2 separate regions of the Mus musculus genome follow, and region 1 is linked to region 2. Evidence: chromatin loops called from intact Hi-C (ENCODE). Cell type or tissue: left cerebral cortex. All regions are shown on one strand.

What was found. Hi-C counts contacts between places; a loop is a spot of excess contacts. Peaks named below come from ENCODE experiments on the same cell type or tissue, not always from the same donor. Only the 100,000 strongest peaks of a DNase experiment are listed, where the experiment ranks them.
Region 1: a loop joins it to region 2, with 2.6 times the contacts of the local background. A loop is called at or near these places in 11 of 42 quality-filtered maps.

Annotation. Positions count from the first base shown.
Region 1 is chr6:16,210,054-16,218,053 of GRCm38, forward strand. No RefSeq gene overlaps it. Among named protein-coding and RNA genes, the nearest start is that of Gm36406, 260 kb to the right of the region's middle. In left cerebral cortex, no CTCF peak of the experiment used is centred here; DNase peaks (open chromatin) are centred at 3,169 and 3,812.
Region 2 is chr6:14,834,208-14,842,207 of GRCm38, forward strand. No RefSeq gene overlaps it. Among named protein-coding and RNA genes, the nearest start is that of Gm36300, 16 kb to the left of the region's middle. In left cerebral cortex, a CTCF peak has its summit at 4,897 (motif pointing right); a DNase peak (open chromatin) is centred at 4,874.

The DNA of each region.
Region 1 (8,000 bases), 1.4 Mb after region 2:
GATGCCCCTCAACAGAGGAATGGATACAGAAAATGTGGTACATCTACACAATGGAGTACTACTCAGCTATTACAAAGAATGAATTTATGAAATTCCTAGCCAAATGGATGGACCTGGAGGGCATCATCCTGAGTGAGGTAACACATTCACAAAGGAACTCACACAATATGTACTCACTGATAAGTGGATATTAGCCCCAAACCTAGGATTCCCAAGATATAAGGTACAATTTGCTAAACAGAGGATCCAGCAATACCTCTCCTGGGCATATATCCAGAAGATGTCCCAACCAGTAAGAAGGACACATGCTCCGCTATGTTCATAGCAGCCTTATTTATAATAGCCAGAAGCTGGAAAGAACCCAGATGCCCCTCAACAGAGGAATGGATACAGAAAATGTGGTACATTTACACAATGGAGTACTACTCAGCTATTAAAAAGAATGAATTTATGAAATTCCTAGGCAAATGGTTGGGCCTGGAGGGCATCATCCTAAGTGAGGTAACCCAATCACAAAAGAACTCAAATGATATGTACTCACTGATAAGAGGATATTAGGCCAGAAACTAGAATAACCAAGATATAAGTTACAATTTGCAAAACACATGAAACTCAAGAAGAACAAAGACCAAAGTGTGGACACTTTGCCCCTTCTTAGAATTGGGAACAATACACCCATGGAAGGAGTTACAGAGACAAAGTTTGGAGCTGAGACAAAAGGATGGACCATCTATAGATTGCCATATCCAGGGATCCATCCCATGATCAGCCTCCAAATGCTGAAACCATTGCATACACTAGCAAGATTTTGCTGAAAGGACCCTGATATAGCTGTCTCTTGTGAGACTATGCCGGGGCCTAGCAAACACATAAATGGATGCTCATAGTCAGCTATTGGATGGATCACAGGACCCCCAATGTAGGAGCTAGAGAAAGTACCCAAGGAACTAAAGGGATCTGCAACCCTATAGGTGGAACAACATTATGAACTATCCAGTACCCCGGAGCTCTTGACTCTAGCTGCATATGTATCAAAAGATGGCCTAGTCGGCCATCACTGCAAAGAGAGGCCCATTGGACACACAAACTGTATATGCCCCAGTACAGGGGAATGCCAGGGCCAAAAAAAAAGGGAATGAGTGGGTAGGGAAGTGGGTGGGGAGGGTATGGGGGACTTTTGGGATAGCATTGGAAATGTAATTGAGGAAACTATGTAATAAAAAAATAAATAAATAAAAAATGCAGACCAAAAAAAAAAAAAGAAGGGCTTTTGCCTTGTCTTACTGTATTTTGTTTGCTTCTGTTTGACTATTGCCTCTTGGAGGCCTGTTCATTCCTGAAGAGTGACGGAAGGGCAATTGATTTAGAGGAGAGGGTAAGTGTGGGGAACTTGGAAGAGTGGACAGAAGAGAAACTGTGGTCAGAATGTACTGTATGAGAGAAGAATCTATTTATTTTTTTTTAAAGTGAATTTTAAAAATTCTGCTTGTGAAATAAAAATAATTAAAAGACAAAAAAGAAAAAAGAAAAAGAAAAGACACAGGGAAAGAGTTTCCCAATAGCTCCTCAAAGGAAACTAACTGTGATTAAACTGTGATCCTAGAATTCCAGTTTTTACAAATGGGAGAATATGTTTCTCATGCTTAAACCACACAGTCCTAGAACACTCTGGTGACTGGAAGTCCTAAATTGTTATGGATGGAGAAGCATCAAGCCTTACCCCCCCACACACACACACAAAAAAAAGAATTTGGAAATCAATTTCCTGCTAACCTGTTTGAACTATATCCTAACATATAGTGAGGCTCCACCCTGTCATAAGAAGTAGCTTTGGAGAATAAGCTTAGGCTTCCAGTTGAAGCTGTACCAAAAACGGTCCAGGGCCACTTGGCTTGCCACCCATCTCAGGGCAATCACACATAGCAGGATCTGAGCAGCTGTTGGATTTGAGGTGAAGTTAGATGTTTGTAAAACATAGTATTTGGTGAAATTTATAACAAAAGTCTTCAAACTTGGCCAGTTTGATAGCAGACAGCATGTTCCCGGAAGCTTACACCTAAGTATTGTTTTGGTTTGTTTGTTTGTTTGTTTTGTGTTTCTCCAACATATCTGTGAGCCCTTGCTAATCACTCAGTTAGCATCTGTGGCACATTGGTCAGACTCTGTAGCCTGTACTTGCAGATCTCTGACTAAAATCAAGTCAGCCTGGTCCAAAAATGCCTCTGAAAATTCTCTGTGGCTTAGGAGGGGAAGAGAAAGCAGATGATTGGGGTGATTTACATAAATTCAATATGTTAATGAGTCATTCTTATCTAGTTAGTATAAAAGACTAAGAAAATCCACCTGACAAAATAGCCTAGCAACAATTTTTGCTTTTTTTTTATGAAATAAAATAATTCTAACCCAATAGCAGATAACTTTAGGAAGAAAATATGCTCAATTGCACTAAAATTACAATAGCATGGTATTCCATTAAATTCTGTCTTTCCATTTGACCTTTAAACACAGATATTTTGTATAATAATAATGCTCATATCTTATTTTCTATGATTGCCAGTCAGGGTTTCAGAAGAAAATAGACAACACACCAAAATTAGGAAAGTTAAAAATTATCATTCACTAGGAGATCTAAGTGCAGGAGATCTGCTATACTGTATGGTGACTAAAACTAAGGATAATATTAGTCTTGAAAAGTGCTAAGACAATAGATGTAAAGTATTTTATCACAGAACTGTTGCTATGTGAGATAATGCATGTTTAATTAGCTGTTCAACGGTGTTTAGCTACTTCAAAACATCATGTTGTGCTTGAAAAATGTAGAAAAAAATGTAGACTTTATTGTTTACTCATTTTAATCATAAGCAAATTTGGAAAGGACAACACCTTAGAAAAGGATGATTTCTAAAAACATAGGTAGTAACTAAGGAAACCCAGAAGGTAGTATAGATGCCTAGAAAAAGGTCCTAGTCCAGTCCTGGGGCTGAAGGAGCAAAGGCCAATCCAGACATGAAAAGTGCTCTATACAGAGTGTGAGTGGCAGAAATCCCCATTGTCAGCTGAAGAGCTGGTTCAGGCTTCCGTGATCTTGCAAAGAGAAAATGTAGAGGGGCACCCAAGCCCCGCTCCCCCTTTCATTGTGTGATGCCAGTGTTTCCCGTTGTTAGGAGCAAAGGAATGCACCCTTGTTAATGAAGGCTGTGCTGGCCGGGCACACAGCAGAGCGGATGTGCACCTGTTTGTACTATATTTCATCAACTTGGCATGTTTGTCCTTGCCTAATTACTCTCCTATTACAGAGAATGCTCCTGTTAAAAATAAATGAGCAGCAGTTTTATCAACATGTTGCTTTACTAGTCTTTTTTTTTAATCTGAATAATTCATAAGGTAGAGCCCAACAAGTATATGATTGCTCTGGGGAAAAGAATAGTTTCATCGGAGAAACATCTGTTTTCCCAATTTTGTTTCTATGCCATTTTTACAGTGCTTCAGGTGTGATTTATCAAAAACTATACAAAAGTGTATATGCCGACTTGCTTTTAGTTTTCTTAGAATATATTTGCCTCAAAAGCATCATTACAATAAGTAGTAGAGAGTACAGCTGTATCTTTTAGAGATGAAGAAACCAAAGCTAGGTAACGTTACTGACTTGGGTGATGTCATGTGAAGAGTTGAAACAGAATCAAAGGTAGCGTAGCTGATGTTGTTTAGGCTACAGGCTATGCTGCTGTAAAAGTTCCTCCCTGTGATGGATCCCTCCTCATTCAAAATTCACTTCACATCCCCCACACTGCAGACAGATGAAGCAGGAGCAGGGAGGAGCAAGAAACTTCTGTTTCCCAGCTGCAACCACAAGTTTCACATATGGAATCCACTCCTATCCAAATAGCTCATCTGAATCATACGCTCTCGTGAGGATGGCTAGGAGTGTTCTACCAGAACACTGCAGTTCTACAAGAATTATCAGTTCCATCAAAGGCAGTGCGATGGAATGAATGTTGAGGGCAATCAAGTCCCTTTCATGGCACCTCCCTCTGCTCACTCAACTAGCAATAAACATAAAACTCTATCACCTTCACTGAGGGGAAATGTGGTCGCTTGTGTTGTACGATGCATGTGCTAGAGGAAGCACAGGACTCTCCAGTACAGGCAGTGACTCTGTGAGCACCTACAGTTCTAGGACTTAAAAATAAAGCACATGATATACGATGATGAGTCGAAGTAATACAATTGCAACCTAAACTCGGGGGGCGGGAGGAAGAAGCCACTATATGCCCCTGATTATAAATCCCTAAGACATTAAGTAAACTTCCTGTGTGAGCCCACCTGTTGGCTATGGTCCTGGAAATAATTCCTCTATCCATTATTTTCAGAAGTCTCGCTTTTGGCCTTTTCCAAAATTTTCTCTGCGACCACACCAATGCCATGGCTGATGAATAGCCCTGACACAGCCTTATATTGCTTGAATAAAATCTATGAAGATAGGTTGTTTTAGAGGTTCAGCCACAGCATACAGGAGTAAGCCATGCTAGAGGCAAGTAATGCTTTCTTTCGGGAATTTGTTTGCTCTCCGTTCCATTGAATTCTATAGTCGGAAAGTGCACTGGGGAGAGATTGTGACTTAACCTCTTGCCACGATTTGGGCCTGATAATAGCCTTAATGCTGTCTCAGTTTCTCTGAAAGCAGCAAAATTTGATTTGGCTTGTGGATAAAGTTCAGAAATTGTTATATCTAGATGGGGAGAAAGGATTGTAGAGAGAAATGAGAAGTCTCTGCAGCCATCTCTTTACTGAATGCCTTAAGAACGACCCCCTGGGGGGTTTTACATTATTTTTCTGTTTTACATTTGTGTATTTATTGTGAGTGTGTGCAAGAGTAGCTTTGCACATGGAAGGTGGGGACAATTTGCAGGCATATGCTCTCTCTTTCCACTACATGGATTCTCTAGAGATCAGCAAACCTGGGCTGTTAGGTTAAAAGTAAGTACCTTCACCCACTGAGCTCAGGCGCAATCTTGATGTTTGAGAACTATAAAGAAGAGAAAACTGAGAGCCAAAGTTGAAAAGGGGAGCAGCCTTCTGGAGGGTAGGGGCAGCAGAGTGTGAGCAGATATTTACTTCTAAATTTTCCCTTCGGCCAAAATAGCTGTGAACCAAGTTGCTGAATTATAGATCTGGACGAAATTTCAGACACAGTCTTGCTTTTAATTTAGAGTGCATTGAAAGCACCCAGGGACATGTTTGCTCCATTTAGCCTTTTCTGTCTCTGAATGGGGAATCTCATGCTTCTTCCAAGCAATATTTGTTATCATTTAACTCTGACACGGGGTCATGTGATCCCCCAGTCTTGTCTCTACCCTCCCGACTCTCCACAGCATAGCAGGTTGGAAGTAAGAGCATCAGACAGAGCTGGACTGTCTCTCGTCAATGCCAAGAAACTCTCACTCCGACTTGACCCAAACTTCATAATCCTTGAGAAATATCCAGTCCTCCTACAGCTCGTGATCGTATTCGAATGGCTTGGATTCGAACATTTTATTCTTCTGGTAGAATAGTTAGAAATACAAAACACTTTCAAAATATGTCAAGTCTTGATGAGCAACAGTTAATAGGTCCTTCTGTTTTGTTTTTCCCTTGACTCAGAAATAACTCAGAGTAGAATGGATATTGTACCCTTAAATAAGAAAGTCTCAGTAGGAAGCTACTTAAGCAAATAAACTGTGTCAGCTGTGATTGAAGTCACACAAGCCTACGTTATGTTGCAGTTTGTAAAAGTGTCCTATAATAGTACTCATGAAGTGCCGAAAAAGGAAAACTGATAGACTACTTCGGAGGGAAAACCCTCTCTCTTCACAAGGGAGTTTTGAATGAAGACACTGGGATTTCCCTCTGAAGTAGTCTATCAGTTTTCCTTTATCGGCAGTTCAGGAGTACTATTATAGTTTTGTATAAGATGTAAAATCGTTCTTGAAAAACGAAAAAAAAAAAGAAGCTGTAAAACTGTTATATAAAGTAATTGTGATGTTCAATAAAGCACTTAAAAAATATCTTCAAATTTACCCCAGTGCCTCAACTGTGTTTGTGTTCTTTCAGCTGTTGCAGGATGGTAGCAATAAGTGGGTTAGTCTCTGATTATAGGGATGGCATGTTTTTATAGAAAAGGAAACAAAGTTTCAACGCATAGAAGCACAATAAAACATTTCCACTCTAAAATAATCCTCACATGACACATCTAAATAGTTCTTTGCCAATTCTATAAATGAAAAGAAGAAAAAGGCCTTCTAATAATACCGCCTGATCATTTCTCTTCTCTATATAGCACTTTTAAATTGAGACAAAATTATTAAAAATAATTACTTGGAAACACAGGGCACTACCAAAGTTGTGCAAAATCCTGAAGTAACTTCTTTATGAGCTGTATTGAGGGGAAGCTGGGTTTGTGGTTTTCTTTGCTTTTGTTTTTCATGAGGCACTTTGCATCCTGCAGCTAAGCAGTGGAGAATCACACTTGCAACTTTTCCAGGTAGCAGGAGGAGAAGTCCAAGGTGGAATATTTAAAAGAAATTTATTTCTTTTAAATATTTAAAAGAATATTGAAAAATAATCCTTGAAGCAGCATTATCATGAAAGGTTCAGACTCCTAACATCTAAATATGAAATCACTAAATTTATGGCTGTCTATAAACTATATAAAAGGACAGAAGAAAAAGCAGGTAAATAATTAAGGGAGATTCGTCTCTTTTAAAAAATAAAGTGAGCTTTGAGTTTGTTGACATGGTTCAGTGGCACTTGCCACTTGCCCCTAAGCCCAATGACATGTCTTTCTTCCCCAGAACACACACAGTGGGAGGAGAGAACCAGCTCTTACAAGTTGTCCATGGACATCCATACTTGTGGCATCGACCACATGCATGTGGGTGAACATACAAACTTATAAACACACACACACACACACACACACATGCATGCACGCATGTTCATATGCATGGCACACCAAAACTAAAGTAAATGTAATTTTAAAACCTTGAAAAATGCCAGCTTCTACTATGGTCTGTGAAAATCTTTGTCTTAACTATATTCCTCAAATATGCTCAAGTCTGAGAAACAAAACAAACAAAATGAAACGAAACAAAACAACAGACAGATGGACAAACAAGAAGCAGGAGACTCACATCCACCACTCAGAGCACAATACTTGGAACTATGTTAGAGTAGACTATTGCAAACAGTTCTCATTGAGCTCTAAACTGAAAGCGATTTACACGACCAGTGACCAAAACAATCTTTGACTATCTTGTTAAATGAACGTAGTACAGGAGGAAAATTAAATAAAACAAAAGGAAGAGCATGAATGAAGATTTAAAACAGGACAGTACGTGAAGAAAGCCAGGGACTACGTATGTCATGACTGCAGCTATACAGGACTCTAGTAAACACACGGAACAAAGCCCAGTGGGAGCCTGGGCTTGGTTAGGGATCAGGTGGAATTCAATGTGACAGTAGAAGGGTCCATGTTTCACTGAAGAATGATACCCTGGACTCACGTAGTGTGTAAACTCAGAATGTTTTATTCTGCAGAAGTCCAGCATGCTGGGTTCTCCGTTTACCAGAATAGAGAGACACCCACTTGAGCTTGCAGGCTTGATTTAAAGCGTACTAGGAGGGTAGATGACCTCCATGATAATCTGTTGAGTCCATCTCCACGGACATTCCCTCACTGGGGTAAGGGGGCTAGAAACTTGCTGGAGGAGGTCTGGAACCTGCTGCGGACCCATTGTCCTTGCCTCAGGACAAGTGGCAGGGCAGCTTCTGAGGCCTGGACTTACCTGGAATTGCTCAGTTCTCAGAAACAGAGATTTAGGCCTAGTCTCTTTAACTGCCAACTTGAAGCCTGTCATGGAATCAGTCTGGCCTTCTCAACACAGGACTGGATGATGAGATTCCCCCTATAACACTTATGTTTACATTAAATATCCAGTTTCTCCACACTGCTTCTAATTCAA
Region 2 (8,000 bases):
CAAGTCATAAAGTGAATATTGAAAAAGAAAAGAATAAAACAAAATCTTAACCTACCAGAAAGCACACAAAATATTTATGTAGGTGCAAAAATTATGTAAGTTATATCCTTTTAGTATCTCTATAATTTCTACATCTTTGTGTGCACGTATCAAATATCCTACAGTGAACATATTATACTCATAATGGAAATGTAAAAGATTGTTTTAAAATTAGCTGAAATGTATGCATATTTAATAAAAGTATTATGTCTTGGTTTGATAAATGTATAATGACTTAATCAAGGAAAGTAATAGAGTATATTATGTGTTTCTCATATTACACCTGAATGTTATGCTTACTTCCCTATAGCTCACTTCAGTTAGAAAATTAACAGGACTGCATTCAGGAGCTAATGAGCTTAATGATGGAATGCATGCTGGTTATATTTAAAAGAGCAAAATGGAAGGTGTCATGGGGAGGGGAACAGGTGGGAGACTTGAGTTCAGGCCTTGGTCTGTCACTCTTGGCCACCCCAGATAACAAACAGCTCATGGTGGGTTTCATTGCTGGGCATTTGGGTGTATGGGGCGCAGGCAGTGGAGCACTCTTGTGCCCTGTCTTGGATAACACTGGTCTCCTGTCTCACGTAACCATGTGTTTTAAAGATTATGAAACTCAAGACCAGGAAAGAGTATCTGTGAAATTGTGTGTAGTATTTAATGAATATTTAAAGTATTTCTAAAAAGTTTACTAGCACAGGCAATCAGACTGCATGTATATACAAGCATTTACATATTTTTCCTCTGTAGACTCCTAATCAAGACAAGATCACAACTTAAAGAATGCCCGACTTTCCACTTTACTTTTATTGTTACAGTGTTATGATATGACGGAGAGGTCCACATGTCGGAGTACAGGTCCCCTTGGGGAGGTTTGAGAATGTCTTTGTAGAGGCAGTGCTCTCTTTTCAACTTTACTTAGGTTCTGGGTTCTGAGAATCCAAAAATACTTAGGCTTGTGAGGCAAGTGTCTCTACCCATAGATTCTCTCACCAGCCCATTGATCATTTAGCTTTGAAAATTGAAGAAGTACTATTAAAACTTGTATAGCTACATTGCATATTCTGTTCTAAAAGGTATATAGAAAAATAATGTGCTCAACTTTTGACTCAGCCTGAGGTGTGTGTTACAGAAGCAGCATATAAGAAGACATGCTGGAGGTGAGCAAGCAAAGGAAGGGGAGAGTAAGGGGAGAAGGGAGGGAGTTTGAAATGAGGAAATAATGAGGAAGGGGGTGAATAGAGACTAGGAAAAGGGGGAGAAACAGAGAGAGAACAGGGGAGGGAGGAAGAGACAGAAGGAAGACAAGAGAGAAGACAGAGAGAGAAAATCCAACCAATTTTAAGTTACCTAAGAAATAGCAATCTAAGATGAATATTTCAAAAGAATTCACTAGGAAGGTTAGACTAACTCTCAGTTTTATGATTTTATATAGATCCATAAGTTGCCCCTCAATGCCCAGATATAGTAAAAGCCAAAAAAAGGGGGGGCTTTGAGATTCCCATGTTCCCAGTGCCTGCACTGATATGTTATCGAATCTGATACTAAGGAGTTCATGAAGCAATTGTGTTTTTGACTGATAAATGCTAAACCCATAAAGACTAAATAGAGAAATATCTAGTGCTCCATGGAATAAAGGTTCAAGTCCTTTTCCTAAAGCAGGTCTTGTCCCCATATCTGTGATTGACTAAAGTGTTTTTGAGGCCCCAGGGTCTTAAGGAAATACATTAGAAATCTCCATGAATGGATTGGATCCTAGCAGCAAGATGCATGGGACAGTCCTACATCTGTTAAAACAGTCCTGCGTTAATCCCTATATAATAGTGCTCATTGATCCTACTGATTTTACAAAGTTTCTAAATCAATTTGACCCACCAGGCATCTTTCCTTGTGTTTCTTTACCAAACTATGAGGCATGAGGCACAGACATCTGTGATATTGAAGCCAATGGTTTGCTCATCAACCCTTACTGGTCCAGCAGATGACATAATCAACTTAGGAGTCCATCAGATGCCAATGTTTGTATAGGGAAGAAGAACAAGAAGACACCAAGGATGTCACCCTTAAAGCCAATCAATGTCTGGAAAACCAGAGGGTTAAGAAGAAACAAGCAATTAGCAACTGGAAGACTCCGAGAGGAGCCCCTCACTCAGGCCTCAGGACAATAGCGGACACCCAAGAACTCACGACAGACCGAGCTTGTTGCAAACTACATGAGGCTTTATTCGGGGAAAGCCAGAGCTCTGGGGACGACTCATATCCCACGCAGGGGTAGAGGAGTCGACCTTGAGGGGAAAGAGTTCCCAGTTTTTATAGGCCCTCAGGGGAGAAAGGAGAAGGGGGAGATTAGGGGATTTCCAGATCTAAACAATATCTATTCTAAAATGATTAATTCTTCAAGAAATGGGTATGGGAGGGAAACAAGGAAAAAATCTAATGAAGGTGCAGCAATGGGCACACACCTGGTCAGAACATTGGCAGACACACAGGTTCGAGGAGTGGCCAAAGCATTGTGCACCTTTATTTTTCTAAATCAGTGAAGCCAGTTCTACTAACAATAAAATCTATTTTACCAATTTCAGGGCTTCTATGACCTTTTACATTCTGCCAGGATCTTTCACAACTACAGACCAAGTTCAAGTCAGAAACCACGGGTATGATCAAGTGAATCATCTAAGTCTCACTTGGTAGGACTATGATCTACCCTTACAGTTGCGTTTGAAGTGCCTTACCCCAGGGCAACCCATAAGTAATTTGTGAACTGATACCAACATGTCTTATCTTTAGCAATGGCGTTTCCATACTTCTTCCTACAGTGTTTATAACATATCCTTAGAGAAAGTAGATGTCTTTATTCTACAGAAAAAGATTTCTAAATAAATTACAGATACTCGAAAAAAGGATTTAAACAGCAAAGACAAAAGCACAGAAGTAATTTTAATGGCAACCCCAGAGTGCTGGTTCAAACATGACTGCAAATCACAAGACCAAAGGGCACTTCTCATCTAAAATTTACTCCAAGATCCAACACTGAGGAAAACACATATCTATATTTGTTTAATTAGATGTCTGAGATGTGCTAAAGCAGTGTGTTTAGCAGATATCCATAAAGTGTGCATAAAATTAAAAGTCAATTGACTGAAGTAGCAATGAGATGTGTTGTATTTTAGAGCAGCGATGCTCTCACAACCCAGGCACTAATGTCTATAAAAAAAATACTGTTCTGTGACAGACAACTCATGTCTAGTTCCTAAGACACCTTCTTCTTATCCTTAGAAGATTAGCTCATTCTCTTTCTTGAATTGTGTCAGAGTGAGGTTGTTGGCTGGCAGGTTTTACCCAAAATAGGGTGGAGTCAAGGGTTCCATCTGGCTTTGGACAGTAGAACAGATCTTAGTGTAGGGCTGTTCCCTTCCATGTTTCCCTTCCTCTTTGCTGCCTTTTTTTTGAAGTATAACTGAGACATATGTGTTTCCTTGCCTAAATAAAGTTTTCACTCTTTCCTCCTGAGGTCTGGCCACTCTGCCACAATCCCTGCACAGCAGAAATTTTTGGAAGCAGAACCAACCCCCTAACCACCACACCTCCCCCCCCCACACCGTACTGTGCTGTAAAGGAGCTCTTCTGCACTACTCAATATAGACAAGAGAAAGTCTCCTTCCTGATTTATTTCTTTCAGACATGGGTTTCTACCACATAATCCTAACACACACACACAGACACACACACACACACACACACAACTGAAACACCTTAATGAAGCAGCAAGACAGGATTTTAGATATTTGTGTAAAGTGTAAGGAAATGGATAATACTGAAGAAGAATTGAAAGTTATATCAAAACAATATCAAATTAAGAAAAAAGAAAAAAAAATCCTGCTCTCAGAGAATAGAGCACAAACTCAAGTCTTAAGATTCCTCCTTTCTACCATATTCTACACACCCAGTCACTCACCATGTGTGCTCTCTGGGTCAGCCCACACCCATAATAGATTGGTTGCTCATCACCTGAAGACACACTCCACTAAATACAGGGATTGGCCACTGTGAGATTGGCCACTGTGAGTATACTGCTTGTAAAAGTGGCCAGTGGATCAGATTCCAAAGAGAAGGAGAATACAAGCAGGAAGGAACAAGAAGGAGAGAAGAAAGGGAGATAGGGGTGAGGGGAGGGAGGGGAATGAGGAAAGGGAGGGAGGAGAGGGAGGGAGGGAATCAGGGAAGGAGGGAGGGAGAGGAGGGTGCTAAAGTGGGAGGGAAGGGGGACAGAATGAGGGGAAAAGCAAGAGGGCAGAGAAAGAAGAGGGAGAAAAGAGGGGGAAGATACCATAATACTTCCCAGATGGCAAGACACTAAATTTGGAATGTCCATTATTTTTAAATTCTGAAACAAACATACTTTGGAATTGTCACAAAAGAAACAAAATGTCTGTGTTATGATGCTTATGTTACTTTCATGTTGCCATCACAAAGACACTGATAAAGTCTTCATTATACTGATAATGCAGTTAATAATTGTTATGAGGTGACATCTCATTTCTAAGATTTTGAAGTATTCATTTAGCCTCGATTTCAGAAACCAGGCAATTAAGAAAGAAAATAAAAACCGCATAGGATGCTACCCTGTCAACCTCTAATCGATGCTTTTAGTTCTAAAGCATTGTAATGAGAAAGGAGAGCCATATCATCACTGTGGACGAAAGAAGACAATCCTGTCAACATATGCACGTGTGTGATGGATTTTGTCCTAATTTTCATCTCTTTTACTTGATATATCAGTTACTTTCTAATTATATTCCTTTAATTTTCCAAAGGCAGGGAAAAAGCAAACTAATTTTAAAATAGGTGCACCACTAGGTGGCACCAAATAGCCATAATTCATAAGTCCTTTCAAAAAAATTCATATTTCAAGCTAACAGTTATAAGCCCTTTTTTACAAAAAGCATTTGTAAAAATGAATCCAAACATTTTTATTTTAGTATTCAGTAATAAAGAATTCAAATGTCTTGTAGATAAACAAAGAATATTCTTTTTTGGCTGAATTGAAATGTCCTTGTGTGGTCTGTTAATAACACCAGGGTAACATTCCTTGTTGAATGTAACAATACAACTTTCTTCTCCCCAACTAAACTGTCACAATCATAGTAGATAATTTTTCTTGATTTTATGTAGAAAGAGTTAAGCTGGACCTTTGTAGAGATGTTGCTTTTGTATTCTAAGGTCTGGTTTTACTGTATAGGGAATCTATCCTAAGAGAATGTCTCTTTAACTTAATAGTGATGTTCTCAGTCCAAAGTTTCATTTGGATTATGGTGTAGGTGCTGTGTGAGAGCTTCGACTCACTCCCTACACTTGTAAATCACCCTCCAAAATACAAGACTTATTACACTACTTCAAGTTTTGTCACCTCCAGGTTTGACTACTGCCATGTTCTCTACCTTGGTTGACAGAGAAAGAACCCCAGAATATTCATTCACTAAAGAATCTGACAGCTCGTCTGTTTAGCAATGCCAGCCACACAGAGTACATTATACAGAGGCTCGGTGCACAGCTCTGACTTTCAACGATCACTCTAGATATTCATTTTAATTTATAACACTTGCTACTGCCAAGGACTTTTATGTAAGTTACTCCAGGCCTCCATCCTTTATTATGGAAATTAAGGTATACCACCAGATAGTTCTCGGGGTCAAAAATAAACTCAGAAGTTTGGGGTCCTTCATGCGATGATCAATCTCATTTCTGGTTTGAAAAACAAAAACTAATTGTGTACAAGACATAATTTCCTTTAAAATATGGATCCTCATTTTAGATTTTGGGAGCAGTATGTATATGTGTAGAAGGAGATGGAGTCTAGCAGAATGACATGCCAGTCCATCTTGCCTGTTGACCGAACAATATTTTCATAACAGAAAATATAATAAAAGTACTTGAATATAACAGGCTTGGTAAGATCCAGCTTCAGTGTCATTATCTTTCAGGAATCATGTGTTAAATATTGACTAAAATTAAAATTTTGTATTTCAGGAAACTGTATAAAACTATGGTGTTCTCATATGGATAGAACTATCAGCCAAAAGTATTGATAGGCCAGCTTTTCATGACCAGTAGACAATATCTTTTAAGTCATTGTTCTAGTGGGATATGAAATGAAGACACAAACAGGCAAGAGTCCAGATGTCCCTGGGTGCAAAGCAACTCTACAGCCTTGGAAAGTAAACTTGCCATGAATAAATGCAGATAAAGGGAGCTGGGCTTCCTTAACCTAACAGATACATATCATGTATCTACTGATGGCAATTTTCTCTGTCGGTACTGGGAATAGAAGAAAGCAAGCAGCTTGCAATATGCTGTGCTGGATTAGAACTTTTTCAGTGATGTGCCTTTCAAATGTCTTCTATTTCCTGAAAAAAAAAAAAAAAAAGGTAGGGATCTTGCTTTTCCTTGTCAGCAACCAGCGTGTTTGGGGTGATCTAGTATGATTTTCTCCTTCCAGGCATTAATTAAAACTCTAAGTTTATCAATAAAAACATAACTAAATATAACTTGGAAAGCTATAGGCAAGAAGTGAAATTATCTATTACATATTTCTCAATTTTAATTATAGAAAACTTTCCTTTAATCAGAAGTAGTGACAGTAAACAACCGGCTTAACAGTTGTGCAGATAATCTTTACCAAGGCTATAATTTTAAAATTGAAAATCAAATTATGAATTTAAATGTCTATTCTATACAGAAAAAAACAATGGGCATTTTAGTGATTTTCATAAATAAAAAGTAGCTTAAGTCATTGTATATTGAGAAATTTATTGATCTACTCTGGTCACTCTCATTCTTACTTACACATTTATTGAAACTAGTTGTTTTATCTTTTGGTTAAATACAGGTTTGTGACCTATACCCAGATATACCTCTCACCCAATGCCATTCCTGTGGCAGTGGCTCACTGTCCTGGAGCATGCCCTGCGGAGCACGGTCCCTGGGGGTTCCTGATCAAAAGGTGATGCCCCTTATGCTCCGGTTTGCTTCAGATCCTAGATGCTTAAAAAGTCTTCTCAAAACAGCTGATCCCATAGAACAAAGCAATTGGTTCTATTGCAAAGTAAATGGTCTCATTGTTAAGCTTCCTTTTACTGTCACATTTTACCTACATGAAAACAAACTGTCTGATGCCAAAATGACAAAATTGATGTGTATTTGAAGGAGACACCGTGATCCATAATTTAAATATCTACATTTCATAAAACCAGTACCTATGTATTACTGCTAATCTACTACAAACAATATGAACTTCTGATTTAAAGTATAGCATGTATAATATGCCTCGGTACTTTTCTTAAAAGTCTCAGGGTGTGCAAGGGGCAGCAGGGATTATGCAAAGTGAATAAGTTAAAAAAAAAAAGCCTCAGGACTTTATACCTTTGTTTTTCTATTCTCACCAACACAGTGCTGACACTATATATTTCCCCAGCTTACAAACAGTAATATTTATTGACTTTTATGTTTTTCTGTTTTATTTGATGAAAAATATGTTGTTTTAATCTCTATATTTCTGAATAGTGGAGAAAATATCTATGTTTATTAGTGTCAAGGACTTAATAGATGTCCCACAGTGTCAGGTTTTGAGCTCTGCAGGGTTCTGGGAAGTGGGAAATTTCTGAGGTGAAGAGAACATGAGGTGGAATACACTCCTGTAGAATAAATACTCTTAAAGAGAGACAATAAACGGCTTTCTTGCATTGTGCTTCCCACATGAAGACACCATGAGAAGCAAACCTTACTCAGACTGGCATCCTGACTCTGGACTTCCAACCTTCAGGACTCTGAGAATAAGTTCCTATTGTTTACAATAGCCTATGATTATGTCTCCTCCTTACCATACTAGGTCCATCTAGTGTTCTTCCTATGTATAGTTGTTTAGAGCTGTCCACTTAGGTTTAGATAGCCTGTCAAGGATTTTT